Linked DNA regions of Homo sapiens: all the other regions are linked to region 5. Evidence: chromatin loops called from intact Hi-C (ENCODE). Cell type or tissue: endothelial cell of umbilical vein. All regions are shown on one strand. Links, peaks and the distances in the headings refer to the core of each region. The heading gives the core; the rest is flanking DNA.

Region 1 (4,367 bases), core at 201-4,200, 280 kb before region 5:
ATACTATTTGTTGAATGCCTTTCTCTAGTCCTCACTGGAATGCAGAGATTTTTCTCCATTTTGATCACTGCTATATCTCCAATCCCTAGAACAGCACCCAGATTTCATAAATATTGAATGAAGAAATGAATGGATAAATGAATGAATGAGCAAGTAAATCTGTTCAAGGTCGCACAATAAATGCTGGTGCCAGGTTTCAGATTTGGGATGCGTGCCTCCGGAGCCCACACACCTCGCATCCATACTCCCCTGCCTCTGGCTGCCCAGACATGTTGCCTGACAACCTCAAAAGTCAGAAATAGCCAACCAGCACACAGCCAGGGAGGAAGATGGTATAAGCCCCCATGTGGCTAATGGAACCAAGTATCTGAAATAAGATGTTTGAATTGGAAAACTGAGGACATATTGCCATGACAGTAAAACCACGTGTCGTTCAGCTCAGCTGGGATAGGTCAGCATTGAGAGTGGTCATAGGGCTGATTTCCATGTAGAGCGGGGTACCCACAAAGCCCCACAAAGCACAGAACAAGCATTTGCCCTTGATTCCAAGAAGGCTCAGGAGATGCAATGCAGAAAAGCCAGTACGAGTCCATCTTCACCACTGGGGAAATCACCCAAAACCCTGATCCTACCAGCAGAGCCAACCTCTGCTTCATCCCTCAAAGACAGCTTGGACAAACACCTCCGTCCTCTTTGCTCATTTGGATAATGGCCCCCCAGGCAGGAGGACACGGGTATTTTCAGCACATTATGGCCCAAATCCTTTGTTTTAATTGGTCCCAGGCATTTCCACTTTTAGAGCCTCCTTCACTTACTTGGTTTAAAGAGTCAATCTCTGAATGATCCAATAGGAGCCCAGAGAGTAGATAAGATAGTGAGACTAATCTATAACATTTGTGTTTAATGGTTAGATATTAATTGGCTTTTTAAAAAGTGCGTAAATCGGTCCATTTTTAGTCTTTCTAATCTGTTGGTTCTCATTAATGAAGGAGCAATATTCATCAACAGCTCTGCACTACACATCACCTTGTAAAACTATAGTCCGTTTATTTTTAAAAAATAGATTTATCACGATTTGAAATATAGAAAGTCATTAAAATAATAATTAAAAACACAACTACAAGCACAATAAAAGTTTCATGATAATAAACTACATTTTAATGTATATTAATTCCCCTAATGATTTACTCCATACATCTTACAGGGTGAAATCAATGTCTGTACCAAAAAAAATTCAATTAAATTCTATTCACTGTATCTTTCAAGTGAGTCTATTGTTTGCTTTTGTCACCTATCAGGCCATTTGTCAGTTGTTCTAGCTCAAGATTACAAATAGAGGGGACATGGCCCCATCAAGGTCAGAAGAAACACGTCCAAATCCTCCCCAATCCACCTTTACCATCTCCTGTGCATTTGTCACTGATGACCTTGTTTGAGGAGAGGAGGAGGAGGGGGAGGCTCGCTCCAGTCCATACTCCTAAGCAAGCCATCAGTCTGCGGGCTCTGACTGGCACACTCTCTCTCATGCTCAGCCAGCCTGTGGGCCTCCAAGCAAGCCCCTGCAAAGAGCAAGCTCAGACTGTCCCTCTTTAAACTTCCTCTTGCCCCAAAACACACACCAAGTCAGCGCCTCTCTTCCAAAGCTCACTTCCCCTCAGTGTTCAGAGCCAGAAAAAGCACATCTGCTTTCCAGTCCCCTGCACCAAAGCAAGTCTTTGCCTTGCCTGAGTGATTTTTCTAGACTTAACACTCACACACAATCTCCATGCTGAGAAAACACTGCTGGCGACAGTTTGACAAGCTGGAGGGCTGCCTGGTGGAGGCGACTGGGAGGACTCCCTCTCTGGTCCCCTCCCTATAACCCACCCTGCCCAGAGATGCCTCGGAACCAGCAGGAAGACCTGGGTTCAGGGCCAGGCCTGGGTCTGAGTTGCAACCTGGGATCGTCGGCTCAACCACTCCCTTTGCTGGTGACCACTAGGGGGCAACAGGCATCACCGTGATGAGAGAGAAGGTCGTGCTCAAAAGGTTGTGCAAAGCCAGAGGAGCTTTCGACTTTGGAAGGAAAAGAAATCACTGCAGAGCCTCATTCTATCGCTGCGGGAAGACAACAGCGACCACCAGTATCACGCCCATTTTTCAAGTGAGGAAAAACAAGTAACTGAATGAAAAATGATTTACTACGGGACCCAACATGAATTAGTGTCCAAGCTGAAATAAACCCAGATGTGGCTGCTGCATATTCAGGCTCCTTCATGAATTCCCGTGAAAGTCCAGAAAGTGCAGTACAATATCCACGCCTCCTTTCTGGCCCCTCCGTAGCTGCGATGTCGGGGCGCCTATGAAGCCCTTTTGAGCCCGCCCCCATCTGATGCTGCTGTTCTCTGTGTGGGCAGAGGAAAGGAGAGGCCAGTGCAGCCCCTGAGGCTGGCGGCTCCGGACACTTCGGGCCCCGCCTCTCAGAAAAGCCCGTCCTGCTCCAGAGAGCAAAGGGTGCATCCTTCCGAGGGAGCTGCGGCTCACCGGAGGCCCCGCACATCCCCAGCGGAGGAGGGCGAGAGGACGTGAACCAGAGGCCGCGGCAAGGAGTAGCAGGCGCAGAGCTCTCATTAACCAAGATGGCCTCACGCTGGTGCCGGGCTTTATAAGTCTCAGCTGCACAATGCTTTTTAAAATATAGGTGCAATTTGGGCCTGTGGTTAATACTGTTTAATTTTATTTTGTACTGCGTAATATTTTCCCAAGTTAGGCCCAGGGTAAGTCTGGAGTCTCAGCTCCAAACTTTGCTGATTTGGCAAATGGATCCAGTTAGCAGCCACACACAAGCCCTCGCTACCAGCTCCTCTGCCAGTCCCCTGTTCCCACTCCACTCTCAGAGGCCACAGCACCCCCAGAGCCTGCTGTCCAGGCTCTCTTGTTCCTCTCCCCTCACGGGCACCCCACTACCCACAGCCCACCCTACGGAGAGGCAGACAGACCCTGTGGTCCCTGGGACCAGATGGCCCAAACGGTCCGCTGACAAAAGACCTGTCCCGTTGGCTGACCCTTGGCTCAATTCGTGTGTTTATTCTCCCAGCAACTACTGATTGCCCCGTTGCCCCGTGCCAGGCCCCCTGCATCCCATTTTCAGTTTGGAAAATATGATCACTGTGATCCCGATGGAAGGAGGTGAGGCTCCAAAAAAAGGAATTGCATTTTCTAATTCTGGTTCCACCACTTACAAGCTGTGTGACCCTGGGCAAGTCAGTTAACATCTCTGAGTCTCATATTTGTCCTTGGAGGGTCTCTGGGAGGGCTAGGTGAGACGAAGCAACAACCACCTTCTGCATAGCATGTGGCATGCAGTAGGTACTCACTAAATGACAACGGCCTCTTCGTGGTGAAGGATGACAATCTTTCCCAGTTGCCTTTGGGTTAAGGGAACAATCATAAAATAAAGACATGGCCGGAAATGGGAAAACACTCCTAGGATACCGGGGGCCCAGCAGGGTCAAGGGCATGGCAGGAGGTGTCTGAAACTTGCCTTTCCTGCTCGCCAGCTCTGCGGAGGCCAGGCCTGCGTCCAGCTTGGCCATTCCTCCCACCGTCCCTGGGTTCTCGAGCAAGCGAGTGAACAAAGAGAGGGAGCAACTTAGAGGAGAGTGTCTTCCTGCTCCACTGTCAATTATCTGCACAAAAACATGCTGATATATCTGCTTGGCCAAAGCACCCGGTAAGTGCTAGCATGTAATAAGAAAGAGAAAGAAGATTTTCACGCCCAGCATGCTAAGAAATAAGAAAATGACTCATAGTCCCAGGGCAGCCTTTCGAGTGGCTGGCAGGGCCCCTGCCACTGAGAGAGGCCCTGGCAGGCTAATTGGGAGCTGGGAGCTGAATTGGCCGGATGTTCAGTAGCCATGAATTTTTCTGAATCCCAATAAAGTGCCTTTTACTTTATTTGTCCAGATTATTTATAAATGGATTTTTCAATAAAAAACAGAGCTCGGGATGCATGATGGATTTTCTCTGGCACCTCACACAGGGCACGTTCATCCCCATCGTGGTCTGCCTGGCCCAACAGCACATGCCTTGATCAGGCCGTCCTCTCTTTGGGCCATAGATTGGCTTTCAATAATTTCTCAGAAGCCCGTGGGTAGTCACCAAATTTAAACTCATGTCCGTAAAACTCAAATTCAACTCAATAAGCGTTTATTGATATCCCACGACATACAAGATATTAAGCTCAGTGCTGTGCTGGAGAGAGGCGGTGGAAGAGGAAATCCAAGCATCTTAAGCGTCTTGCCATTTAGAAAAGAACGTACTTGTGTACAAAACTGAGCACAACACAATGAGCCTGGAGAAAGGCTAAAGCGACCACACCGCTGCAT
Region 2 (4,367 bases), core at 94-4,093, 140 kb before region 5:
GTGATGGTGATGATGGTGGTGGTAAGTAGTGAATGGGGATGGTGATGGTGATGATGGTAGTGGTGATGATGATGGTGTTGGTGATGATAGTGGTGGTAAGTGGTGAATGATGATGGTGATAAGTGATGATTATGGTGATGACAGTGATGGTTATGGTGGTGATGACGGTGATGATGGTGATGGTGATGGTGGTGGTAAATGGTGAATGGTGATGGTGATGGTAAGTGGTGAATGGTGATGGTGATAAGTGATGGTTATGATGGTGATAATGGTGACGGTGGTGATGATGATGGAGACGGCAGTGGAATCCTCTCTCTGTTTTTTTTGTCTTTTTTTTTAAACAGAGTCTCACTCTGTCGCCCAGGCTGGAGTGCAGTGGCGTAATCTCGGCTCACTGCAAGCTCCACCTCTCGGGTTCACGCCATTCTCCTGCTTCAGCCTCCCGAGTGGCTGGGACTACAGGCGCCTGCCACCACGCCCAGCTAATTTTTTGTATTTTTAGTAGAGATGGGGTTTCACCGTGTTAGCCAGGATGGTCTCAATCGGCTGACCTCGTGATCCACCTGCCTCGGCCTCCCAAAGTGCTGGGATTACAGGCGTGAGTCACCACGCCCCACCCTCTCTCTGGTTTATAGTAACTTCTGGTCAATACATCAAAAAGCTTGGTGGCAAAAGAGCTCTGGTCACAGCCCAAATCCATAAGCCAGAGCTCTCTTTCCTCCCCCAGTTCTCATGTCCTGCAGGCTCAGCAGATACAATCTTGAATCCTTATTCATCAAAGAGAAGGTCAGGAGAAATGAGCCTCCCTCTCCCCCAACCCCTGAGTTAGCTCCATTTACAGAAACCTCATCCCCCTCCTGCCCCCATCCACAGGCATCTGCCTCTGGCCACCAGTGACACCAGGCACCACCAGAAACACTCAGCATCATCTCTCCTCCCTGAATCCTAACTGCTAAACCAGTGATTGTATTTCATTTCAGTGGAAATGCCATCACTTTGTACTAAATCCCACCATATACAAAACATCGAGTGGCTTCTCCTGATAAGAAGAGATATAGGAAAATTGCCACATTAGATACTGCCTATTATCTGGGCTACTTTTGTCGAAAACAACACATCATAGGCAGGAACTAATGGCACAGACTTTCAGCAGCCAACCTAAGTCCCCGCAGACTTCACTCCAAGAAATCTGATGCTTTCCACCTCAGTCAGGGCACTGCTGCTCCATCCCAAGTTTTTATTTTCCAGAAGGTTTTAACGGAAGAGAAAGAGGAAGGCAATTCTCTGAGGCCATCCTCCAGGCTCAGGCGCATAACCTTAAACAGTTAGACCTCCGACAGCCTCGAGTCACAAAAACACAGTGGCTTCCTGGGAGCCAGAAGTTCTGGTCTCCAGTTTCCGACCTGCCACCTTCTGAGACCCTGAGCCCACCCCTCCAGACTCTGCGGGGTCTCCATCTGGTGAAGGAGACGGTCCACCAGGGACTGTCTAGGGCTCCTTCCATTCTGAGATGCAACTAACAGTGATTTCCGTGCCTGCAGCAGAAACATGAGCATCCACTGTCGGCCAGCACTTTTCAGTCCAGGAAGGAAAATCATTCATTTTGGCTCAAGAAAACCACGGAAAAGTTTACTTTTTGCAAATGTTTTCTTTACAAAAGCCAAATCCCAGAGCTGATGTGATGTCGGGCGGATTAGACAATTAAAGCAGGCGCACAGAATACAAATCTGCATTTGTTCAGCTGGGTCTGGAGGAGATCGCCATTTCCTTCCTCCCTCAAGTCAATTTATTCAGAGAGCAGCCTTCTCTCCAGATAAGCACATTGACTTTAAAATAAAGTGTGTGCCAACAGCTGCAGCCCCGCGACTGGAGCAGACAGAGATGTGGCATGGAATGATAATTAAATATATTTTCATCATCCGTCATTTTTTTTTTGCTGCAGGTGCCAGGGTAATAAATCTGGACTCGCCTCTTTTGTCAGCTGGCAGTGAACACATTTTAACGTGAAATCTCCTGGGAAGAATTAAGAGTCACTTGGCCTTGTAAAGGAGAAAGGGTTTTACTTCCAAACTGCCAAGTGGGGAGCTCACAGCTGATTGGTTTCATAATACTTTATTATTTGACAATATATATGCCTCGGGTTGTATTTCAGAATACCACACCTACGGGATAACCAGCGCCGTGAGAGATTTGTCATCAAATTCTAGAATAAAAACTTATTTGGGAAGATTTTCACCACAATTTCTTTTTATGAATCCCAAATTTAATGTATGATTGACTAGGTATATTCCCATCTTTGAAACTTTTCCTGCATTTCTTTTAAGTTCCCCAATAGTCTTTTCTTCCCCTTGTAACATATTGCAGGGAAATCTGTTGCTCTTGCTGCCTGTGGTCTGAGTTAGGTGCTTTCGACTGGCCTAAGGAGTTTGGTGGACTTTTTATTTTGACAGTTTAACAGCTCCTTCTCCCCAGGGGAAGCCTCAAGTGAGCAGTCCTCGGAAAAGCCCAAAGAAATGGCACATCATAGCATCCTCAGAGCCCTGCCTTCCTCTCCAACCATACGCCCTCTGCAAGATACCTTCACTGAAGAGCAGGGCTAGGTAAAGCCATGGTGCGGGCATAAGAGGGGAGAGAGGGGAGGGGGTGGTGGTGAAGGGAGGGGAGGCATTTGCCCCGGGATCTCGGGCAGCTCCTGCCGGCCACAGGTCTCCCCTGGAAGGCAAGGATTCCACAGTACCTGTCACAGCCAGCAACACACAGAGACACGCAGCTAGCCCAAGCGGGTCCACAGTGGCCAAGTTCCTTTTCTCTCCTCCTCAAAGGAATGTTCTGGAAAGGAAATTCCTCCCACACCTGCCCTTACCCATCCTCCCAGGGCACCCATTCACCACATCCGTGGAGCCTCAAATATGAATGCCTAAAGCAGGTGACATGGGGCAGATTACAGCAGGAGGGCTGTGTGTGCCTCTTTTACAAGAGGGGTGGTTCCTCTGCCATGCCCTGACTGAGGGCCATGAGCGATGCTAACTTCCGGGAGCATGCCTCATCCTTCCGGTCCACATTTCTCAGAGGACACCTGGGCTCAGCCAAAAGCATCCCATCCTGAAACCCTAAGGTCAATGCAGAGTGTCTCTGAAAATGCCTTATTAAATACCAATAACCTCCCCTTCTGCCGACCACGGGCGCTGGCCCCTCAGTCACTCATATGGTCCTACACCCACCGGTGTGGCAGGACAGCAGGTGGCATAGCTCCAGAAGAGGCCATCTGCAGAGAGCAATGTGAGGCTCAATCCCAATCAAAATCCCAGCAGGCTTTGTGCTGGAAACTGACAGCCAATTCTAAAATCCATATGGAAATGCAAAGGACCTCGAGTGGCCAGAACAACTTGAACAAGAATAAAGTTGCAGAGCTAACACGACTTAGATTCACAGGATTTCAAGACTTGTTATACAGCCACACTAGTCAAGACAGTGGGGTATTGGCTTAAAGACAGACCACCGGATCAATTAACAGAACTGAGTCCAGAAATAGACCTTCATATATATGGATAAATGATTTCTTACAAAGGGGCAAAATGCAATTCAGTGGAGAAAGAGGAGTCTTTTCCACAAATAGTGCTGAAATAATTGGATGTCTACGTGCAAAAAAAAAAAAAATGAAAAACGAACCTCAACCCATACCTCACACCATATGCTTTAACTGAAAATAGACTATAGGCCTAAATTTTAAAATCTATAAAATTCTGAGACGAAAACATAGGAGAAGGCCAGGCACAGTGGCTCACACCTGTAATCACAGCACTTTGGGAGGCCAAGGTGGGCAGATCACTTGAGATCAGGAATTACAGACCAGCCTGGCCAACATGGTGAAACCCCACCTCTACTAGAAATACAAAAATTAGCCAGGGTTGGTGGCATGTGCCTGTAATCCCAGCTACTCAGGAGGCTGATGCAGGAGAATCACTTGAACCTGGGAGGTGGACGTTGCAGTGAGCTGAGATCATGCCACTATACTCCAGAGACTCCATCTCAAAAAAAAAAGAAACGAAAACACAGGAGAAAATATTTGTGACTTTGCATTAGCTAAAGATTGCTTAGATGGCCAGACACAATGGCATGCACCTGTAGTCCCAGCTATTCAGGAGGCTGAGGCAGAAGGATCATGTGAGGTCAGGGGTTCGAGGCTGTGAACAGCTACTGCACTCCAGCCTGGGCATCATAGCAAGACCCACATCTTTTTAATTAAAAAAAAAAGATGATGATTGCTTAGATACAACACCATGAGCATGATCCCTAAAAACAGAAAAAAAAAAGATTTAAAAAAACTGACATTATCATAATTAACTTCTGTTCTTCAAAAGATACTG
Region 3 (4,367 bases), core at 131-4,130, 750 kb before region 5:
CCCATGTCTTATAAATGTTCTACTATGAGTACGCCTAATTTTTCTAATTAGAAAAATATTTTAAAATTGTATTCATTTGTTATAATGAGCCTGTTTGCCTTTGTAATTAAAAATTTTTAATTAAGAAAAAAGTGAAGTTAAAAAAAAATAGCCATTCATGCAACCAGTATTTATGGCACACATCCTGTGTTGGGGTGTAACGCTTGGTTCTGGAGGAACGCCGAGGAAGCAGTGAGAAACATGGACGGTGCTGGTGACTTCATGGACTTATCTTGTTGGCCAGGCAGAGCAGTAAACAAAAAAACACGTCAGTGTGGTCAGCGCATTCTGAGCCCTTCCATGCACCTCTCCCAGGGTTCTGGCAGGATCTTGAGTTCACCAGAACCCCTGTGGGTGACCACCCTGGTGCCTGCAAGCTGAGCCTGGAAAGTTAATCACGTGACCACAGAACAACCAAAGGCTGCAGTGGGGGTTTGGGGGAACGCGCCCGTGTAACTTCTGTGTGTTTCAATGGTGCATGCCGGGGAAAATGTTTGTTAAACACATTACCCTTTAATAAACTATAACTTAAAAGGCAATGGCAGGTTCTAAGTAATCAATACGACATTGTAATAATTTCAAGCAAACAGAGATTTATATTCCGTGCACCTTGGGCAGCAATTACTTTATTCTTCTAACATACTTGTGAGCGCTGCTTTATTTTCACTTAAACCAATTTGCTTTATTGACCAAATCAAGTCCTGTGGCCATAATATCAACCCTTCTCCCAACCTCTAACTCAGCAAATCCAGTTCCCATCAATAATTATGACAAGGGTGGTGATTTCTTTCCTCAAAGCCAAGGCAGCATGGACGAGATCTGTCTAGAGGTATCATTTTCCCATTCTCCCTTCTCCAGGCAGGAGAGAAACAGGCAGGGGGCTTGCCCATGCAGTGAGGCCAAGGGTCAGAAAACAAATCCCAAAGCGTCAAAACGTGAGGACATGGAGGGAGGGAACCAGAAAGGAAGGGAGGGAGGAGTGCAGGAGAAAGAAAGGAGGCTGGAGGAAGGGCATAAAATCTGGGCCATGTACAGCTGGAGCCTCGAGGAAGGTCACTCTGTCCTGCCCAGCACAGCCCCCACATCCCTTTTTTGGCAACAGCCAGTGTGCGGAGGGACCCTGCAACCTCCAGTTCTCCAGGTCGACGTGCCCAGGGCAGGTTGTAAGCAACTTGCTGGGACGTGCCATTAGCTAAAGACCAATGACCTCTTCCCTCCTCCTGTTGGTGCAGCAACTTTGTGCAACTAATCAACTAATTCATTCAACTTCAGAGAGGTAGGCCAAAGCCTCTATGATTGAGTCAATTAATCAAGGACCAGAGTTTCAGGTTTTGGCAATAGTTTTCTTGACCTTTTTTTTTGACTATGTAACTATCTCTCAGAAGCCTTTAACTTACTGCATTTTTTACCCTCAACTGGCCCACGTGTTTCCACTTGTACTCTGGAAGGGCCAGCAATTAGGCCCATACGTCCAGGTTGGTGTCCCTGAGACACAGAGGTGGGCGGTTTTGGGGGGTGAATCCAGCTGTCGTGCAAAGAGGAATGTGCACAACATTTCCTGCACCAGTTACCCATGTCCTTGGAAAGTGTAGACATCTATTGAACTCACAGCCATGGAGCTGAGCTGGGGCCTGGATGCCGGACTGCTACCCTTCCAGCTTCTATTCTCCCCAGCAGGAGCTGCTTTCCTGGGTGGGGGGTGGCAGGATTTCAGAAACTCAGCCAGGAGCTCATGGAGAGACTCCAGGTTAGGGTTCTCTCCTGGTAAAATCTGGTCCCCAAAGGAGCTCACCCTGACTAAACCCTGCCCGTACTCCAGTTCTAATGCTGGGCCCCAGCCTGGGTCCCCAGGGCTGGAATTCCTACGTGTCTTCCATCCACCCATCCATCCATCCATTTCTCCATTCATTCATGCATTTAATTAATTATTCATTGAGTCGCACTTATGCACCAGCACTGTCCCCATTACCAGGTACACAATCATGAACCAGGCACTGTTCTTGGAGTGGGGCCAGATCATGGCAACAGAATCACAGCACACAGAGAAGGATGTACAACGTTGGGTGTGTACAGGGTTCAGAGGAAGCCCAGGGCAGGGCACGACTAACGTCCTAGAAGGTAAGGCTTCCTGGAGGAGTCAGCATCCTAGCTGGGCTCTGAAGGAGGAACAGAAGTCTGCAAGGTGATCCATGCAAAAGTAAGGGACAGCCCAGCAGAGGGCGCTGCTTGATCCCCTGCCTGAATCTCAACTCAGGCCAACCTTCTACCTGGCCCGCTAGTTCTCTGACTCATGAGATGCCTATCAGGCAGTTCTCATGCTGTCTCTGCAGGCACCTTCCACGTTGGCCCTGCCGTCTGGCCCTGCCTTCCTATGTCTGCCCTCATCATTCCTGGCTGGAATTTCTGTGAGATCTTGGAGGTGGGCAGACTCCACCATGCATGTGTGATGTAGCCAATTCTGTATGAGAACGATAGCATCCTAAGTGGAGTTATTTTGACACTGTTCCAGTTTGCATAGGAAACAGAGGAATCAGGCTGCATGTGCTGTGCAATGCACAACTCTAGGAGGCGCCATTCCCACAAACTTCGGAGTGATATATCCCCTGGAATGGTTCAGCGCAATAGCCCCAAGAGGAACATTCTTCACTCATACAAAGAAATATGCTACGTGCTTTCTCTTGAAACACATGGCCCACTTGTACTATCTTTCATTTCCCACTTTTGGAAGAAACCTGGGTAGAGGGAAATATTTCTTTAAGAAAAACCACTGTGCAGACACCATAAGAAAAGGCCACTGCTCTTCAGCCTGAGCACTGGGGAGATAGCCTGAGAGGGTGTGGCCTGGGAAGCCAGATGGCCCACGTCCTGTCCCCCAAGGCTGTGGCTGTCCATCAGTCCTGCCTGTTGCAGCCATGTGGGGATTTAGGGCCAGGAGGTCAGGTCTTCTGATTCTTCAAGAAAAGTCATACATCTGGGTTTGCATGTGAAACTCCCAGATTTCTATATGTGGGTTCAAATATGTATAAAACACTGGAAGGCCCGAGGGCTCTGTGCTTGCAACCCTGGCCCTGAGGGTGGCAGGCTGTTTGCATCTGGAGGCTGTGATCTCCGAGGGGAACTCTGAACCATGGGGAGGATGAAAGGGAAGGAAAGCAGGCTGGGACCCCTCTGGCCAGGACATGCTAGAAGGTGCTAGTAGTTCAGCGCTTGGGTACATTTTCAGGAAGTTCAAATGACCGGAAGCCAGGAAACTCCATGCTCCTCCAGTGTCAAAGTAGAAAGGTGGGTTCACCCACACTGATAGCTCTATGCTGCCTGGTCTAAGCATAGCCTGGGGCAGGGCCACCAATGGAGAGGCAGCTGGTCAGCTGGTCACACGCCCTACCTCTTTAAGAACCCCCACCCCTACATCGTAATGAGGCAGACTCAGTTTGTTGGGGTCTGAGGTCTATATAGTTTGTTCATTTTTTTTTGTTGAGAGACAGGGTCTTGGTCTTGATCTGTCATCCAGGCTGGAGTGCAGCAGTGTGATCATGGCTCACTGCCGCCTCAGCGTCCTGAGCCCAAGAATTTTCCTGCCTCAGTCTCCCTAGTAGCTGGGACTACAAGCACTTGCCATCACACCTGGTTAATTTTATTTCTTTTTAGTAGAGACGAAGTCTCCTATGTTACCCAGGCTGGTCTCAAAACTCCTGGGCTCAAGTGATCCCCCCGCTGTGGCCCCCCAAAGTGCTGGGATTACACTGCACCCAGCCTGGGTATTTTTTTTTTAATGAAAAGAATACATAACTCCTTGTGTATTCAGTTGCAGGGGCCTGGAGACAGCCTGTGACCTGGCCTGCTGATGTCTGCTTGCACTGACTCATCACAGCCAATTATACATCTTTCCTCTCAACTTTGCACTCAATGACATCATGCTGGTAGCCTGAGAATTGGCCGTGGTGGGAGTACTCGCACTATGGAGATTGGCAAATGCCACAGATCAGGCTTTTCCCCCTAGAGAGCTGGTTGTTCAACAGCTACCAGCACAACACTGCACGTGCAAATGAGGGCTCCAAGCTTGAGCATCATTAGCTCCGTGGTAAACTTGCCTCTGATCGTAACACATTTATTAGGCAGGGGCCCATGAAGAACAGAGCAGAGAAAAACCTAGAGCCACGACGTCAGACAGGAGGAAAGACTGTTTTCTGAAGTAGAAGAAAATAGGAAAAGACCCCTTTGAGAGGAACAGGTTTTCCCTTCTCAGTTTGAGCTGGGAATGAAAAAGATTTTAAAAAGTCTTTTTTTCTATCCCCAAAAGGCGAGACTGAACCTGGAGTTTCCCTTTG
Region 4 (4,367 bases), core at 212-4,211, 420 kb before region 5:
TAATAATTCATAGGTGGTCTATTTCCAGAACAAAGATACTCCATGTATTCATCTCACAAACATTCTTGACCCCCTGCAATGAGTCAGGCGTGGCGCATTCCCTAAGCCACGCAGCGCTGAATCTGACTATGGTTTCGGGCTTTGTATGAGAATGCTGTAAAAATATGGTTGGCTGACATCTGAGTTAGCTCAGGCTTCCGTAACAAAGTACCAGAGGCTGGGTGGCTTAAACAGCAGACATTTATGTCTCACAGGTCTGGAGACGGGAAGTCTGAGATCAAGATGCCAGCCAGTTCCATTCTTGGTGAGGGCTCCCTTCCTGGCCTACAGACGGCCACCTTCTCACTGTGTCCTCACAAAGCAGGGAGAGAGCTCTAGTATCTTCCTCTTCTTTTTTCTTTGTTTTGGTAGAGATGGGGTCTCCCTGTGTTGCCCAGGCTGGTCTCAAACTCCTGACTTCAAGCAATCCTCCTGCCTCAGCTGCCCAAAATGCTGGGATTACAAGTGTGAGCCACCACACCAGGCCCCTCTTCCTCTTCTTATAAGGGCACTAATCCTATCATGGGGCCCCACCCTCACAACTTCACCTAAACCTAATTCCCTCCCAAAGACCCCATCTCCAAAGACTATCACACTGGGGTTAAGGCTTCAGCACATGGATTCTGGAGAAACACAGATATTCAGTCCATGGAAGATGGTGTGTCTCCTTTTTTTTTTTTTTTTTTTTTTTTTTTTTTAAGAAAAAATTCAAATGTCAGGAGAGAGCACAGACACAGTCCCCCACTACCACAAATGATGCAGTGAGTTTCCCACATTTGGGGAAATCACAAGGGTCAACACATCTGGCGCACAATGGATAAGCCTCACCCTGGGAGTACCACCTTCAGGATCCTGGTATATCTCCCGTGCCAGGTAAGCATGGCGGGTCCCTTCTTGATAGAGACCTACTCGCATATACACAATGTAACAGCCACCAGATCACACTCACCCCTGGCAGCAGAATGGCAACGCTCCCTCCCATATGCCACAATAGTAAAAGGCTCGTTGAGTCCAACCGTAAACACAGAAACGGAAAACACGCCAGTATTTGGCTGAAGTGTCTATGAAAAAGGGCTGGCTGAACAGATGCCGGTGTAAACAAGCTTACAGGGGAGACACTTCACCTTCGTAAGAGAGCAGACCTTTTAAAGATATCCTCAAGATTCTTTTATGGTACAATTAACATGAAAAGATGGTGTTCATAACAGGCTTGAGTTACAATTGTACTTGAAATTGATATAACTGCACACGTCTCCTAAAATGCCACGTAAGGGACTTCCAGGTCGCCAAGGTAATGATAGCCACAAAAACTCAAATCTCCCAACGCATCCTCTGAAAACTACACAGATCAACAAGAAGAACAAAAACAACCACACAAATCCCACACACCTTTCACACGACTGGAAAAAAGAGACACTATAAACATCAAATTAACAAATTCTTGAGTTCCCACCCAGAACTTTTATAAAGAGCAAGAGGATAAGATGGGTCCAAAAGCCAATGAAGGCAGACGTCGAGCATGGAGAGTTTAGGAATAAATTACAATTACCTGAAGAAAGAGAAAGTACATCCTACAGGGAAGAAAATACCAAAAATGAATCCAGATAGACCAGAATATGGACTAGAAGGAAGTGATTTAAAGGTAGGCAGGGGCAGCATTGGCAAATGTGCAGGGGAGGGAGGGAGAAGCCAGATGTGGGCATTTAGGATTCTGCAAAACAAAAAATAATGATACATCCAAGGACCCTCAACTCCTCCCGCCCCTCCCCCAAAAACCAGTCATAAAGAAACTGCACTTCGCTGCACTGACAGAAGAGGGAGCTCTTGAACTAAAAATCACACGAACCACTCAATGTGGCGATGTAAGTGGTCTTCATCTGTAGAAGACTATGAAAGAAAAAAAACTAAAATGAGAATACGACACTTACCCCAAAATCCCAACCATAAGGTGGAGGGGGAGGAACTGTGTCATAACACTACAAACTGAATTAAAAACCTCAACGATGCATTTGAAAAATATCCTCAACGCTTGTAAATGAAAAGATCAAATAACTTACTATAAGGGCAACAGAGACAGTTGTCAGCCTTCTCAAAAACAACTTAGAAGGTGGGGCAAGGATGGAGCAGCAGTTTCATAAAACTCAAAGATTTTATATCTAGCGAAGCAGACCCTCAAAAATCAGAGGTACAGAATAAGAGTTTAAAATATGGGAGAATTGAGTGATGTACCCACAGGCGCCTCTGAAGGAATCTTCTAGAAAATTAACTTCATCCAACCAGGAGATGACTAGGGACTCTTTGGCAAAGGAACTTATGGGGAACATTTAATATATTTAATTATGGACCTAAATTAAGTGTGTAACTAAGGTTAAGAGAATCATACATAGATTATATATGTTTTGTCAACTACAAAATGATAGGAAACAAAAAAAGGAAAGACAAAACCAGAATAAGCTCAGTGATGCTTGTATAAGCAACAGGTAGGAGTCAAGAGACTCCATTAACAACTGAAAGACCAAATGGTAAAAGTTAGTAAGAGACTAAAGGGATTTTTAAAGGTAATGAGTACAAAGGTACCCATTAGACTAAAAATGAGAATTTCTTATATATAAAAAGAAATTAAATGAGTATAGAAAATGCATCATGTAGAAAGACAAGTACAGCAAGTAGAACATAATACACATTGCATTTATTATATAAGATATTATACATATTGGACATATAAATAAAAGTGAATGGGTTTACTTATGAAAATAAAAAAATTTTCAATTTGGCTTAAAAAGAAAGATCCAACTATATGTTATATATAAGAGGCATACTTTTAAAAAGAGTGTATTAGTTTGTTCTCACACTGCTATAAAGAACTGCCCGAGACTGGGTAATTTATAAAAGGAAAGAGGTTCAACTGGCTCACAGTTCCACATGGTTGGAGAGGCCTCAGGAAACTTACAATCATGGCAGAAGAGGATGCAAACACTTCCTTCTTCACATGGCGACAGGAGAGAGAAGTGCCGAGCAAAGGGGGAGAAGCCCCTTATAAAACGATCAGATCTCGTGAGGACTCACTATCATGAAAACAGTATGGGGGAAACTGTCCCCATGATTTAATTTTCTCCACCTGGTCCCACCCTTGACACATGGGGATTGTTACAATTCAAGGTGAGATTTGGGTGGAGACACAGAGCCGAACCATATCAAAGAGATTCAGAAAGCCTAAAACTAAAAGGATGGCAAAGACATATGAGGCAAATGGAAATAACAAAACAAGTATTGCAATCTTGATATCAAAGTAGAATAAGTATAATTTAAGAAACAACATTATGACACCTTCTAATGCTAAAAATCACATTCCACAATAAAAATATAACCATAATGAGTATTAGTGCACCAAACAAGACTACAACCACTTTTACAGGAGAGGAAATTGTAGGAAATATAGGCCAGGTTTGATGGCTCACACCCAGCAATTTGGGAGGCCAAGAATGGTGGATCACTTGAAGTCAGGAGTTCAAGACCAGCCTGGCCAACATGACAAAACCCTATCTCTACTAAAAACACAAAAATTAGCCAGGCGTGGTGGTACCTGCCTGTAGTCTCAGCCATTCGGGAGGCTGAGGCACAAGGATTGCTTGAACCCAGGAAGCGGGGATTGCAGTGAGCCGAGAACTCAACACTGCACTGCAGCCTGGGCGACAGTTCTGTGAAAGAACGAAAGAAAGAAAGGAAGGAAGGAAGGAAAATGAAAGAAAGAAACTGTAGGAAATATAGATGAAAACACTAAGAATAGTGTGTTTACCACACCGCTGTCAGTACAAGAGAAACCAGATAGACAAAAAATAAGTAAGGACACAGAAGCCCTAAACAATATAATCAATTTCCTTGACAAATCAATTTGTCACTGATGTGGTTTGCATGTGTGTCCCCACCCAAATCTCATGTCAAACTGTAATCCCCAGTGTTGGAGGAAGAGCCTGGGGGAGGTGACTGAATCATGGGGGAGGATTTCCCCCTTGCTGTTTTTGTGATAGTGAGTGAGTTCTCAGGAGATCTGGTTGTTTGGAAGAGTGCAGGACCTCCCCCTTCACCCTCTTCCTCCTGCTCCAGCCACGCAGGACACGCGGGCTTCCCCTTCGCCTTCTGCCATGATTGTAAGTTTCCTGAGGTCTCCCCAGCCATGCTTCCTGTAAAGCCTGTGGAACCATGAGTCAATTAAACTTCTTGTCTTTATAAATGACCCAGTCTCAGGTAGTTCTTCATAGCAATGTGAGAGCAGACTAATACAGTCATACTTCATACTTTTTCCTTGAATTACCTATTAGTAGATGGGG
Region 5 (4,367 bases), core at 283-4,282:
TGGGTATCAATCAAAGTGGTTGCAGCTTGAATCATCAATTCTAATCATGCATTATTATTTAGCTAAAATGATGATTCCTAAATATAACACGTTTTATTTCTAAATGTTTCTTGGCAATTGAGTATCCAGAAAGTCAGCAAATCCCCCACGAAAGTAGAGAAAATAAACTTTTTTACGGCTCACCATTCATCAGCTACAGCAGGCTTGAAAGATACTATGGGCCGGAGGCTTAGCCTGAAATTTGGCCTGCAGAAGAAAACTCCAAATAAGATTTCTTCAAGAACTGTTCTAACGTAGTACTGAACTGCAAGCAGTGACCTCCCTAGAGGAGAAACCGGAGTCAACAGCTACACGAGTGCACAATCCAGGGTAGATGCACCCTAAGTCCAATACAAGGAATACTAGGCTAGTTCCACCACAATAATAATATCTTAAAATAAAAGTATCAAACAATGAAGTTATTTAAAATATGTCAAAGGCAAGAAAATGCTCCAAAAAAAAATCTAAATCCATTACAAAGGTAATTTGAATAAAACATCATTTAATCTCTAGGCCTAACCTCTCTGAAATAAAGCATTATATAATCTTCCAACTTAGTCAAATTATACAAGAAATGCTACTTTAGGCCAGCTCAGTGGCTCACGCCTGTAATCCCAGCACTCTGGGAGGCCAAAGTGGGTGGATCACTTGCATTCACAAGTTGGAGACCAGCCTGGGCAACACGGCGAAACTCCATCTCCGCAAAAAATACAAAAATTAGCCAGGCATGGTGGCGCGTGCCTGTAGTCCCAGCTACTTGTGAGGCTGAGGGATCACCTGAGCCCAAGAAGTCGAGGCTGCAGTAAGCCGAGAGAGATCATGCCACTGCACTCCAGACTGAGTGACACAGTGAGACCGTCTCCAAAAAAAAAAAAAAAAAAAAAAAAAAGAAATGCTATTTTATAACAAAGGAGCCATAGCATAGCACTCTCAACTTCCTGTAAGAACAAAAATATTGTGTCAATATGTTCACAACACAGTTCAAGTCACAAAATCATGAGATAATTAAATTGACTTTTTAGGTTTCAATCTGTTTAGCCAGAAACCTTATCCAAACTGTACTGATGCAAATCAGCATGAGAACTATAGCACTATCAAAATAACTCCAGTATCTTATCTTTTGTTTTACCTTTTATCAGTGATTTATGGGCTGACTAATGGTAAACTGATTTGTGCATGTGCCAGAAGTCAGCTCAGGAATACAAAACAGGAAAAAAATTTAGAAGAATCAGATTCATGAATGAAAATGCTGACGTCATAGTTCAGTTCCCAGCAGAGTTTAGAGTAGCATATAAAAAACAGTGTATCTTCTGGAATGTTAAAACACCAAAGTCATTTCGTAAAGGAAATAAAAGAAAAAGTCATTCCTTGCTCAGAATGAGGGAATGGAGAAAAAAAGAGAAAAGCTCAATTAACAACCTTTTCCACAAACCAAAAATGAAAAATATACAATGTATATGGCACAAACTATCATAACTTCTAAACCACATAATTATTTTGTGTTATTGTTAGAAATAATATTTTTTAGGCAGGGCATGGTAGCTCACACTTGTAAATCCCAGCACTTCGGGAGGCTGAGGCAGACGGACTGCTTGAGACCAGGAGTTCAAGACCAGCCTGGGCAATACAGCAAGACCCCACCTCTACGAAAAAGAGAAAAAAAAAACCTAAGCAGCCATGGTGACACACACCTGTAGTCCCAGTCACTCAGGGGGCTGAGGCAGGAGGATCATTTCAGCACAGGAGGCCAAGGCTTCAGTGAGCTATGGATTGCACTACTGCACTCTAGTCTGGGCAACAGAGCGAGACCCTGTCTCTAAAAAAAAGTAAGATAAAATAAGTTTTAAAAGAAGTCACATTTGTTACAGGTGATGACTAGTTGTGTCTCTAAATAAGTAGGACACAGCCGCCCCCCAACTTTAAATCTTTCTCCCACCACACGGCATAACTTTCAAAAATGAGTGCATAATACAGCTAGGCAGTCCTCCACTGAAAATGACCCAGCACAGGCCTACCACACCTGATTTTAAGTAATTCTGAATAATATGGGGTGGAACTCAGTGACCAGAAGAAAGCTCCTGAATTTTTATGTGAGGGAAGAAAAAACAAAAAAACAAAAAAACAAAAAAAACAAAAAAAAAGCCTTTATCTAATGATGTAATATAAACTAATAAAAAAGATTATAAAAATTTGATTTACTTAGAACTATTAAAAGTGGCTAGTGGCATGGATTGTTCATATTTTTCATCTCTCGGCAGCACTGAAAATACAACTAGTAATACAAACTTCTGTAAAGTTTAGACACAATTTACTAAAATCCTTTTATTCAGGACACTTAAGTAACTGATTCCTAGATGTCTAATGTTTCCCAGGGAATTTAAGATTATTACATTCTTAGAAAATAACAGTGACCCTCACATCCTTGGTGACCTCTCCAAAGCACAAAACTGTAAGGACATTCTCTCTTCTTTACCATTCATATGGCTTAAAGTAGCCATTCACCCAAAATGGATTTTTTTTAATTTAAGCAATAAACAATTTTGCCAATAAACATTTTAAAAAGAAGATCTTATTAAGTTAAAATGCAAACATGCCAGTTTTATCTGTAAATCTAAAATGTGAAGAGATCATCTCACATTGTTGCCACCACAAATATCTTTGAAAGAACATCACTACCCCCTTGTGGATTCGCAATAAAAAAATCCTTCTCTTGAATCTTTTTAAATATTCCATTCTGCTGAACTTCCATCAAAGTTTTCATTTTCTTCACTAAGAAGGGTTATTTCAATTACTTTTTAAAAAGACAAACAATATTTTTCTTAAAACCAATCCAATCAACTTATTTGTCCTCTAAGCGTCCCCATTTTGGGGAGCATTCTTTATACGTGTGCATGTGTTGATTCAATACAATAACCCTATCAACATTCCATTTCTTCTTCAAATATCTGAATTTATACTTCCAGTCATCACTTTGAGATTATTTTTAATCATAAATGAGTAATTTTTTCCACTATAACATCTTTTTTCTTTCTATCTGATAATTTCACACTTTGTACCAATTTCTTATTATCACTCCCAAATGATTTGATATCCAAGTGCCCAGAAAACCAACAGGGCACATATATCCTCAGAAATGACTTTTCAGAAAAGGATTAAAAAACAAATTTAAGTTTTAAGAACATTAATTCTTGATTGTATTAATATACCTTCAGAAATGACTCCTGGCAATCTAAATCAAGCACCATGAAGGAAAAATAGACAATAACTTTTTTTCAAAACTTGTAAAAAGAAAGGCTTTCTCTCTCTCTCTACGTTGAAAGAATACCTCTGGTTGTATCTGCATTTCATTCTAATATAAGACACAAATACACCTTGTTGAATGCACACTGTAAAAGAGATTAAGTGAACTTAAACATCTGATGTATCCCTTATCATAGACACTAAATTTAGCTGAAAGTATAAATCATCACTGCACAATGCACAGGCTACATGGAGAAAGAGTCATGACTGACTGTACTGCCCTTACTGGAAGTTAGCTCCCCATTCTCTTAGACATGTTGAACACAAAAATAGGGACATGGTAATTTACTACTGTCAACATTTATTCCAATGGTTAGATAGGAATAAATGGGGAAAAATCCACTTTGCAAGTGTTTTTAAGTGACTGAATACATAATCTTACCTTGTGGTAACTGATAAGGGGAAAAAAATGGAAGAGATACTGCATGGTCTGCTGAACGAATGAATGCTCTATGTCCCAAAAGTCACACATCAGCCCCACTGAGAATATTACACATCCAAAAATTATCTGCTTATGCACCTGTCCAAAACTAGCGACTGAACTGCACAGCAGAACCAATCAGAGCTGGGCTTCACAAGGTTTTGCTTTTCTGTTGCTATGACTATTGTTTTGGGATTTGCAGGTAGGGGAGATATATATAAGATATATATAAGAGTGGGGTATATATATATATAAGAGTGGGGTATATATATATAAGATATATATGAGTGGTATGAAGAAATGAAGTTGGGGTGAGACCTTTGCCACTTAGTCTCCACATAATAACATGTTTAAAACTATTAAGAACACAGCCCCAAACGTTTCTTTCAAGAAATGTCACTTTGTACACATGAAAACTACAAAACCGTAGAGAGCAGAGTGATGAATACAGCCCCAAACAAGCATATCTTCCTTGAAGTTACCTTCGGCTCACAGTCTCAGGAAAGGATATGTTACGTGACTTGAAAGCCCTGGCTAAATTTGAAAAACAAAAACAAGAAAGTAACTGCAAAAGGATTCATGTACAGGAGAACAAGCAACCATGTCA
Region 6 (4,355 bases), core at 356-4,355, 95 kb before region 5:
TGTAACCCACAGATCGCAAACAAGATGTAGCCTCTCAGAGGGGGCCGCAGTTATCCCAGAGCCTGCTGATGGTGCTGGTAGTGTCAATGTCAGGAAGAGGATGAGATGAACTCACAACCCGCCCAATCTGGGATTTCTGAAGGCACAGTATGGCGAAGTTTGGTTAATTCAAGCCCAACAATGCTGATCTCACAAAATTTAGTAAAGATCTGGGCTGAAACAAAATGTGAAAATTGTCTACTAGACTTTAAAGAATGATTATGTATATGAATGCATAAATAAGGTTGCTGAAGTAGAGGTTAGCCATTTTAAGAGGGGAACCACAGCAGTTTCAAAGCCTCCTGATGGCAGAAGTGGGTGGGCTGGTGCTCAGGATGTGTCTGTACAATGACTCACGTGGACCTGGGCTCTAACTCTGGCTGTGCAGTCTCACCAGGCCACTCCTTGGCCTCCCTTACAACATTCAGGTTCATGAAAAGGGAGGGACGAAGCTCTCCTTGCTGGTCTTTCAGGGTTGCTAAGAAACCAAATGAGATGTTGTCTGTGGCATCACTTTCTTAAACTGCAGAAGTACATAAAATCTGAGCTGCTACTATTTTTTTCATATACTAATGCTAATCATAGATTATTTATGTATTAAAATTGGCTGGTGGACTTTCTATTGGGAAGTCCAATAAGCTTCTTTCCTTATTTCTGAAGATAAAAAACTTTTTGTTTTGTTTTTTGAAGATGCAGGTGCTACTACCTTGACTTAAATTGTAATTGCTTGAGAAGTAGCTATGAGATGGCAAAAACGCCTAGTTGAAATACTGATGAAAACTGACTACCCCATGTTTCCTTAGGCTGCACAACTCATTAGCTGTACAAGCAGGGAAAATATTTAGGTGTTAAGATCCCGGAAGATCACAGAAGGCTATTCTAATGTCAAATGACCACAGACACAGGGCAAGCTAAAACCAGAAGGATGGTTTGGAAGCAAATGCCAACACATCTACAATGGAATTCAGGGACTGAGCGCAAACATTTCTGTCTTAGCAAAGTGGTAAATAGGCATTTAAGCCAAATTTGATCCAAGTTCACAGAGATTATATATATGAAAACTCATCAGGGAAACTCAACAGTATAAAAGTGGGGATTGCACAAGAAACCAGGTAAGGGATCTATGGGCACTCCAAACTATCTTAGCAACTTCATTATAAATATGGGATTATTGTCAAATGAAGTTCCTTTTTAATGACCTTCTAATCAAGGTGGGGAGGCTTGCCTTTGAGGAAGGAAAGAGAAATGTCTTTAGCAGCAGTCTGCATAGGTCAATGTGTCAGGACTCTCAGACACATCATCTCACATCATCCTCACAACTCTCTCTTGACACAGGTTCAAAAGACAGCTTAGAATCTGTGACTATTTCACAGCTAAAGAAACTCATGAAAGAGTGACTTTCTTGAGGTCCCACAACTTTTCAGAGTGATGACAGGATTCAGTTTTTGGTCTGCCTAAAGAGTACAGAATCTGGCCAAGCAGGCTGGGCAGGGTGGCTCATCACCTATAATCCTAGCATTTGGGGAGGAAAGCAGGAAAACTGCTTGAGGCCAAGAGTTCCAAGACCAGCCTGGGCAAAATAGCAAGACCTCGACTCCACAGAAAAATTAAGAAATCAGCTGGGCATGGTGGCCCCCACCTGTGGTCCTAGCTACTCAGGAAGCTAAGGCAGGAGGATCACTTGAGCTCAGGAGGTCAAGGCTGCAATAAGCTGTGATCATACCACTGCACTCCCTCCAGCCTGGGCAATAGAGTGAGACTTCACCTCAACAAAAAAAAAAAAAGAAAACTGTCCAAGAGCCTAAGTGGGCAAGGTGGGCTGCCCTCCAGGGAAGACCAAAATGGGAAACAAAGGCCTATCAAAGACTAACCCACTGAAGGCCCACCCCAAGCTGTGCCAGTCAGTCACTCAAAGGCCATCAGGGAGCCTTCCTTCCTTAACCCAGGAAGTGACATGGTCTGCTCTTCAAAAGGAGCTAAGAGATGCATCCAAAAATGGATGTCCTGGTTCCTCATGGGAAATCTCAACATTGGTAATCCCTTCTTATATCAAGTCCACCTGGAAATTCCCTCACAACCTAAGCTGCTGAAGACTTGCTATAAAGCTGGTACTGAGTCAATGCCAGGGCCATGGCTTAATGGAGTAGGAAACTGACGAGCACTGAACACATGAAAAAATATGAAATTACAGGGCCAGTCATAAACTGGCTTCTCTTCAGCAGAGCCTCCGGAAGGCTCCTGGGTCAGAGTCCCTCTCTGCCTGACGTCCTCTGTGTGCCACCAGAGGGCACTAACTCATGGAACTGCTCTTTAAAATCAGGTCACACACAAACTGCAGGAATGTTGAATGAAAACTAGCCTTCAAATCAATGAAGTGCTAACTATGTAATTTTGACAGTGGCTTTAAGCATTTGCTGGTCAAAATTTTCAATTTAATTCTACAAAACTTAAAGGTACACACATGCAGCAGCAGAAAATACTAAAAACAGTAAGCTGATCAAACCTTCAGATTTATGAAAATAACATATAAAACAAATAAAATAAAACTAAGAGTGATGCATGTGCTCCTGCATCTCTGGTCACAGGGGTTGTCGTATGGATAACCCATCCCAGCATCTTCTACACACACACAATATAAGAGCGCCAAGAAAAACATGCTGATTTCTCCTTTGCTTTAAAAAGCCACTCTTCATTGAATTACAAGTGGACATTAACCATAATAAAACTACAGTACCATTTATTAAGCATGATTAAAACATGATTTAATCTTCTGTGCTAGAATCCTCGTAAGACAAGCAGCAGACACTGACGAGTGCGCACTGCGGCCTAGCTTGCTGTTCTAAGCACATCCCACTTACTTTACTCCCCACATCCCTCTGAGCAGCGATACAATTCCATTTCAGTAAAAAGTTAGTTCGACCTTGCATTTCTTGAATGCAATCAAGAATTTTTCTTTACATCTGTATCCTCTGCTTATGATTTATTTGCCATGAAACTATAAATACAGATTTGTGAGTTCTGCCTCATTAACTGCTTTCTACATTTATTTCTTCACCTCAGAAAATTCATACTTGTTATACTTTCATAAGAGTGTAAGATTATATAATCAAAATAATTCAGCAATCAGTTGAATAAAAAATGCATCATGACCAAAGGTTTTTTCGTTTTATTTTGCTTTGTGGTATGTAAAAAATTTAGCCTTTGCTTTTATTTAAAAGGAACTGAAACAGCTTTAATGGTTTGATCAGAAATATTGGTTACTTCTCTATGCAAAATAAAACTCAAGTTCAATTGGACATTGGTTTTCCTGATTTTAGTTGATTTCCCTCAGTGTGTAATAAATAACTGAAGTTTACACTGAAATGAACAAAATCTGACAAATAAGCTATACCTAAAAAGAAGTTTCAGTTCTTTAAACAATTCGTTACAAGTTAGTGCTACAAATAAACTCACCTTGAGGTAACAGCCTACATCACAGGATACTGTCTCCTTGGTTTTGTTTCTGTTCTTTGCTTAAAAAAAAAAAAGAAAGAAAAAAAGAAAAACTTCCTCAAAGGTTTTTAAGAACAATATTGGTATTCTGGCCTATGCCAACACACAACGAATAAAGACGGGGTAACCATGGCATCTGTGGAGGTATCTGGAACAAAAGTACTTCTGTTAGTATTATCTAAGTAATCGCCTCCAAGTTTCCTCTATATCTTTGTTAATGCCTACTTGATCTAGAAAATATTTTGATTTATCTTGTTTACTCGATGCCAAAATTTACCTTAAATAACTGAGAACCACTAAGTATTTGCCTGTTTCCTGCCTCCCTTTTATTTCTCCATGTTTCTTTCTAGACTCTCACTAGATGTCGATATTACAGTATTCCAGAGACATGACTCATGTTTCTATGCATCTCTGTCTTCTACTTCTTCAGGAGGCACCGATACCATCACATATAGTAAGTCTGTAATTCATAATTCCAAAGTCCTGATATGCTCCAGCTTCTCACAGCACCCTGAACTAGGCTTCCAGTTACTTCAATCACAACAAAAGCTTTATGCTTCTTTCCAAACTTTCACTGCTTTATCATTGGAAAAGGTATTTATAAATGGCAAGTTAAAGGAAAAACATTCAGAAAGGATGCGACGCAAGTGACCCACACATTCGTTCAACAGCGTTTATTTAGACTCTGCACTGTGTCAGCACTGTCCTATGCACTGAAGATACAAGGGGACAAGACAAAGGCCCTGCTCTCATGGAGCTTCCATTCTGATGAGACAGGTGGTAACTGACTGGAAAACATACCACCGCTGGGGCAGGTGCTAGGA
Region 7 (4,367 bases), core at 191-4,190, 170 kb before region 5:
GCCCACACACATGCACACATGCACAGACACACACAAGCACACAAAGTCATACACACACACTCATGCTCATACCACACTCACTACTTTTCCCGAAGTGGCTTTCACATATTAATACATCTCACCAGAAATACAGCCCTTCCGCTGGCCCTGCTTCTTCCTTGCCAGCACCATGCACCCAAGTAAGAGAGGGTCAGGCAAGTCTCCCAGACAAGACCCTCCCTCTCTGTTAGCACAGACTCTAAGTCTCTACCTGCTGCTCTGCGACCCTTGGAGGAGGGCTCAAAGCCCCTCCAACACAAGACAGCTCTTTCCCAGCCGACCCGGCCTCTCCTTCCCAGCTCTCAAAAAAGACACGGTGGAAGACAGTCCCCTACTTCCATCCACAAAGGCCTTCAGCTGACTCGTCTCTCCATAGAAATCTCCTGGTCCTCCTTCCAGAGAATCCCTGGCGGCATCTCACAAGCAACATATACTGAGTGCTTCCTGCATGAGGCCTCTTGGAGAATCCAGCCACTCCTCTAAGCACCTCAAAGGGACCAAAGCAAAACAGCGTCTGCGGGGATTTCTTATAAAAGTGTACAAAGGAATGAGTGTATCAGTCACGTTTCTACTTGTGACATTAGCCTGTGGGGGCAAGAGAATAAGAAAATGTAGCCTCCTTAGTATAAAGTGTCCATATGGACCTACAGAGTGGCTACTACCAGAAATATGCTTTCTCCAACCTGGGAGAGAGGCAGCCATGGCTTTTCCACCCAAGAAACAAAGACTGCAGTGTCAGATAAAAGGTGGGACCTAGGCACAGTTCTTCCAAGTTCTATGACATCCTCTGAGACACTGCAGATGGAACATCCAGAGAAGCCATCACGTTGTGCCCCTGTACAAAACAGCCAGGACGCTGCGCCCTCCCCAGGTACCCAGGACGCTGCACCCTCCGGGGGCACCGAGGACACTGCACTCCTACATGAACACCCAGGACTCCGCACCCCTATACAGACCCAGGACACACCACTCCTACCCAGACCTCCAGGACGCTGCACCCCTACCCAGGCACCCAGGCCCCTGCACTCCTACATGAACACCCAGGACACTGAACCTACCCAGATCCTCAAGACACTGCACCCCTACCTGGGCACCCAAGGTACTGTGCCCCCACCCAAAGCACCCAGGACACTGCAACCAAACCAGACACCCAGGATTCTGTATCCTACCCAGGCACTCAGGACTCTGTACCCCTAACCAGGCACCCAGGATTCTGCACCCCTATCTGGGCACCCAGGACGCTGTGCCTCACCCAGAGCACCCAGGACACTGGGTCTTCTGCGACAGGCGCCCCAGCCTTTAGCAGGACCCAGTGTCCCCCAGGGCACAAAGGGAAGGAAACTGAAGTGGAACAAGGGCCCTGGCCCTTTCCCATTGTTAGGGTCAGGGCTCTTGGCCCATGGTGAGGGGCGTCTCTGCTCGCACGGTCGCCACCTCCAGTCCGCAAAGCGCAGCTCCCCGAGCCGCGCCCAGCCCCCAGGCCCCGGGAGCGCGCCCCCCCAGCCAGGTCAGCAGCCCGCCCCACCAGGTCTGGGGAGGGGTCGGAGAGCGGACAGGTGCAGGCGGGTTGAGGCGCCGCCTTGCCCGATGCTTCCCCTGGCAGCTCTGCTTCCTTTACTCGGGGTTTTAAAGGTCATGTTCTCCGTCAGCGGAAACATTCTACATGACACTTCTGAGACAGAGGCTCCTTTAGAGGCATTTAATCCAAGAAAGGCACCCCCTGAAGAACAGGGTTTATAGGTCACGGCTCAGACGGCCTATAAATCACGCTTGCCGCTGCGGGGCGCCAGGCGGGAGCTTGAAGGCCAGGAAAACAGGGTGGGGCCCGATTGGAAAGAGGGGTGGCTCCAGAGGGGCGGCGCGGGCAAGGAGGGGCCAAAAGGGATGGAGGGCGGGGCCAGTCACAGGGCAAGGCCGGGATGGAAAGCGGGGGGGGGGGGGGGGCCAGGTGGGTGGGAGGAGCCAGATGGGGCGGGGCCCATAAAGGAAAGATGGGTAGTTCCAAAGGGGCGGGGCGGGTGAGGAGGAGCCAAAAGAGATGGAGGCTGGAGCCTGCCAAGGAGCTGGGTCAAAATGGAAGGTGGAGTGGGTGAGGCCAGAGGGTGGGATGGGTCAAATGAAGGCGGGGCCCTAATGGACAGAGGGGTTGGTCCAGAGGAGAAGGGCCACAAGGAATGGAGAATGGGGTCTGCCACAGGGCGGGGCCAGGGTGGAAGGTGGGAATGGGCAGGGCCAGACGGGTGAAAGGGGCCAAATGAGGGCGGGGCCCCAACTGAAAGAGGGGTGGGTCCAGAGGAGCTCGGCAGGCAAGGAGGGACCAAAAGGGATGGAGGGTGGGGCCAGTCACAGGGCAAGGCAGGGATGGAAAGCAGGGGAGTGGGTGGGGCCAGATGGGTGGGAGGAGCCAGATGGGTGCGGGCCCAAAAAGAGGGGTGGGTCCAGAGGAGCTCGGTGGGCAAGGACGAAAAGGGATGGAGGATGGGGCCAGCCATGGGGCAGGGGCAGGATAAAAGGCAGGGAGTGGGTGGGGCCACGTGGGTGGGTGGAACCAGACAGGGGCAGGTCCACAGAGGAAAGAGGGGTGGGTCCAGAGGGGCGGGGCGGGTGAAACGGAGCCAAAAAGGAGGGGTGGGGCCAGGTGGGAAGGCTGGATGTGGGCGGGGCAAGATGGGTGGATGGGACCAGACGAGGGCAGGTCCATAAAGGAAACGGGATAGGTTCTGAGGGGGCGGGGCTGGCAGGGAGAGAGGAACCAAAACGGAAAGGGTGGGGCTATAGAAAGGGTGGGCCCGGGGAAGAGGCCAAATCGGAGGGCGGGCCCAGAGGGGGAGTGGAAGGGAGGAGGGGCGGGGCGGGGTGGGGAGGGGCAGGCGCTCTCCTCCAGCTGCCCCTGGCCCCTCGCCCCAGGGACCAGCCTCCCAGCAAGGACCAGCTGACCTGGGGGGAGTAAAATGAGGTGGGTGTCCCCGCTGCACAGGCCGGGGACACAGCGTCACCTGTTGTCTGAGACCTGCGTGCCTTGTCGGGGTCCACCATGTATCTGGCACTCGGAGCACACGTGTGTCCTGAATAAATCGGGGCCCCGGCAGAGGCATGAGACAGAGGCGTGAGGCCCAAAGCAGCAGGCTCCAGGCTCTTGCGCGCCACGGACACCGCGAGGGAGACACGTTTGGGGACAGCCCGGAGGCTGAGGGGGCTTGGCTTTGACCCGACAGGGCAAAGGACTGCCATACCGGAAGACGCTGGACTGGCCGCCGGGGAGAGATGCACAGCGCCTTCCCTCCCTCCCCAGGAAAAGGGGCTTCCCTGCAACAACCTCTGAGCAAGGCGCACTCTGGCCGTCCTCCCAGGGACACCCAGCCAGACGCCCCTTCTAGTTTAGAGGCTGGGGGCAAGCCCGGTGAGAAAGAATCAGTCTAGTCCTCGTTTGCACCCAGTTTTCAAACATTCAAGCTGGGCTGGTCCTGCGGTATTCATGTCCTTTGGAGACCGAGAATGAATGGGCTTGGATCAATTCAATCAATCCCCTCAAAATGTTAAAAACCTAAGAAAGGTCACTGCCAGTGAATATTCCTTTCAGAAGCCTCACCCTCCCCACCCGCCCCAAACTCCAGAACTATGTGTCAAGGAAACATGACTGAGAGCCCTGGGCTCTCACGCCCCCGGCTCAGCCCAGGCTGCCACTGGGCCCAGGGTGAACACAGGACCCAAGCAATGGCCAGCAGGAACGCATGGTGGTCGGCAGGCAGCGCACCTTCTTGCCGGCCCAGCACCCAAGGTCTTACCAGCACCCCAATTCCCTACACGGTCACGATGGTGGCGCCTGAACTGGGAGGGACGTGACGTGCAGAGCTCATCCCAGCAAGTCTGTCCTTCAGTTCCCGCTAGGTCAGTCCCTCTGGCCTCCCCAAAGCCCTTCCTTCCAGCGTGCTCCTTCTGCAAGCTACTTAGATCCTCACAACAGAATCCCTGTTTAGCTTAATTTAGCTAGAGTTGGTTTCCACGGCTTACAACAAAGGAAACTTAACTGCATCGCAGCCCAATCGCTTTCTCCAAACCTTCCTAAATTCAGACAAGTTAGGGAAAAGAAGAGTGAAATGAGAATTCATTCCAGAAACTCCCCTAATAAGAATCACTATATACAATCTGTAGCTACAAAATCACTTTAAGCAGATGTTTTCACTCCAGGCTGCCTGGGTTTAAAACTCCCAGCTCTACCACTTACCAGATGTATGATATTGAGAAGTTACACAACCTCTCTGAGCCTCAGTGTCCTCACCTGTAAAACAGGCTCATCATAGAACTAACTGATGTCATGGGGTTATAAA

Evidence for each region. A loop is a pair of places that touch in the nucleus more often than their neighbours do. Peaks named below come from ENCODE experiments on the same cell type or tissue, not always from the same donor. Only the 100,000 strongest peaks of a DNase experiment are listed, where the experiment ranks them.
Region 1: a loop joins it to region 5, with 13 times the contacts of the local background. A loop is called at or near these places in 74 of 110 quality-filtered maps.
Region 2: a loop joins it to region 5, with 10 times the contacts of the local background. A loop is called at or near these places in 2 of 110 quality-filtered maps.
Region 3: it touches region 5 in a loop (2.9-fold over the local background); 2 of 110 quality-filtered maps call a loop at or near these places.
Region 4: it touches region 5 in a loop (3.0-fold over the local background); 34 of 110 quality-filtered maps call a loop at or near these places.
Region 6: a loop joins it to region 5, with 9 times the contacts of the local background. A loop is called at or near these places in 80 of 110 quality-filtered maps.
Region 7: it touches region 5 in a loop (13-fold over the local background); 3 of 110 quality-filtered maps call a loop at or near these places.

What each region holds. Positions count from the first base shown.
Region 1 is chr1:7,068,199-7,072,565 of GRCh38, reverse strand. All of the region lies in intron 3 of CAMTA1 (calmodulin binding transcription activator 1), which reads right to left. Among named protein-coding and RNA genes, the nearest start is that of CAMTA1-AS3, 56 kb to the right of the region's middle. RefSeq lists an enhancer at 1,882-2,001. In endothelial cell of umbilical vein, for the core only: a CTCF peak has its summit at 1,972 (motif pointing right); a DNase peak (open chromatin) is centred at 2,025; H3K4me3 peaks cover 462 bases.
Region 2 is chr1:6,932,958-6,937,324 of GRCh38, reverse strand. The region is part of intron 3 of CAMTA1 (calmodulin binding transcription activator 1); the gene reads right to left. Among named protein-coding and RNA genes, the nearest start is that of CAMTA1-AS3, 79 kb to the left of the region's middle. In endothelial cell of umbilical vein, for the core only: no CTCF peak of the experiment used is centred there; DNase peaks (open chromatin) are centred at 1,184 and 1,764; H3K27ac peaks cover 1,010 bases.
Region 3 is chr1:7,537,806-7,542,172 of GRCh38, reverse strand. All of the region lies in intron 6 of CAMTA1 (calmodulin binding transcription activator 1), which reads right to left. Among named protein-coding and RNA genes, the nearest start is that of CAMTA1-AS1, 98 kb to the right of the region's middle. RefSeq lists an enhancer at 3,250-3,955. In endothelial cell of umbilical vein, for the core only: a CTCF peak has its summit at 2,244 (motif pointing right); no DNase peak of the experiment used is centred there.
Region 4 is chr1:7,215,913-7,220,279 of GRCh38, reverse strand. All of the region lies in intron 4 of CAMTA1 (calmodulin binding transcription activator 1), which reads right to left. It also overlaps the pseudogene RNU1-8P. Among named protein-coding and RNA genes, the nearest start is that of CAMTA1-IT1, 150 kb to the left of the region's middle. In endothelial cell of umbilical vein, for the core only: a CTCF peak has its summit at 1,838 (motif pointing right); a DNase peak (open chromatin) is centred at 1,889.
Region 5 is chr1:6,792,694-6,797,060 of GRCh38, reverse strand. All of the region lies in intron 1 of CAMTA1 (calmodulin binding transcription activator 1), which reads right to left. Among named protein-coding and RNA genes, the nearest start is that of CAMTA1, 9.4 kb to the right of the region's middle. In endothelial cell of umbilical vein, for the core only: a CTCF peak has its summit at 2,732 (motif pointing left); DNase peaks (open chromatin) are centred at 1,210 and 2,700; H3K27ac peaks cover 1,861 bases.
Region 6 is chr1:6,888,037-6,892,391 of GRCh38, reverse strand. All of the region lies in intron 3 of CAMTA1 (calmodulin binding transcription activator 1), which reads right to left. Among named protein-coding and RNA genes, the nearest start is that of CAMTA1, 100 kb to the right of the region's middle. In endothelial cell of umbilical vein, for the core only: a CTCF peak has its summit at 2,296 (motif pointing right); a DNase peak (open chromatin) is centred at 2,311.
Region 7 is chr1:6,960,888-6,965,254 of GRCh38, reverse strand. The region is part of intron 3 of CAMTA1 (calmodulin binding transcription activator 1); the gene reads right to left. Among named protein-coding and RNA genes, the nearest start is that of CAMTA1-AS3, 51 kb to the left of the region's middle. RefSeq lists silencers at 1,916-1,965, 2,206-2,445, 2,676-2,775. In endothelial cell of umbilical vein, for the core only: no CTCF peak of the experiment used is centred there; no DNase peak of the experiment used is centred there.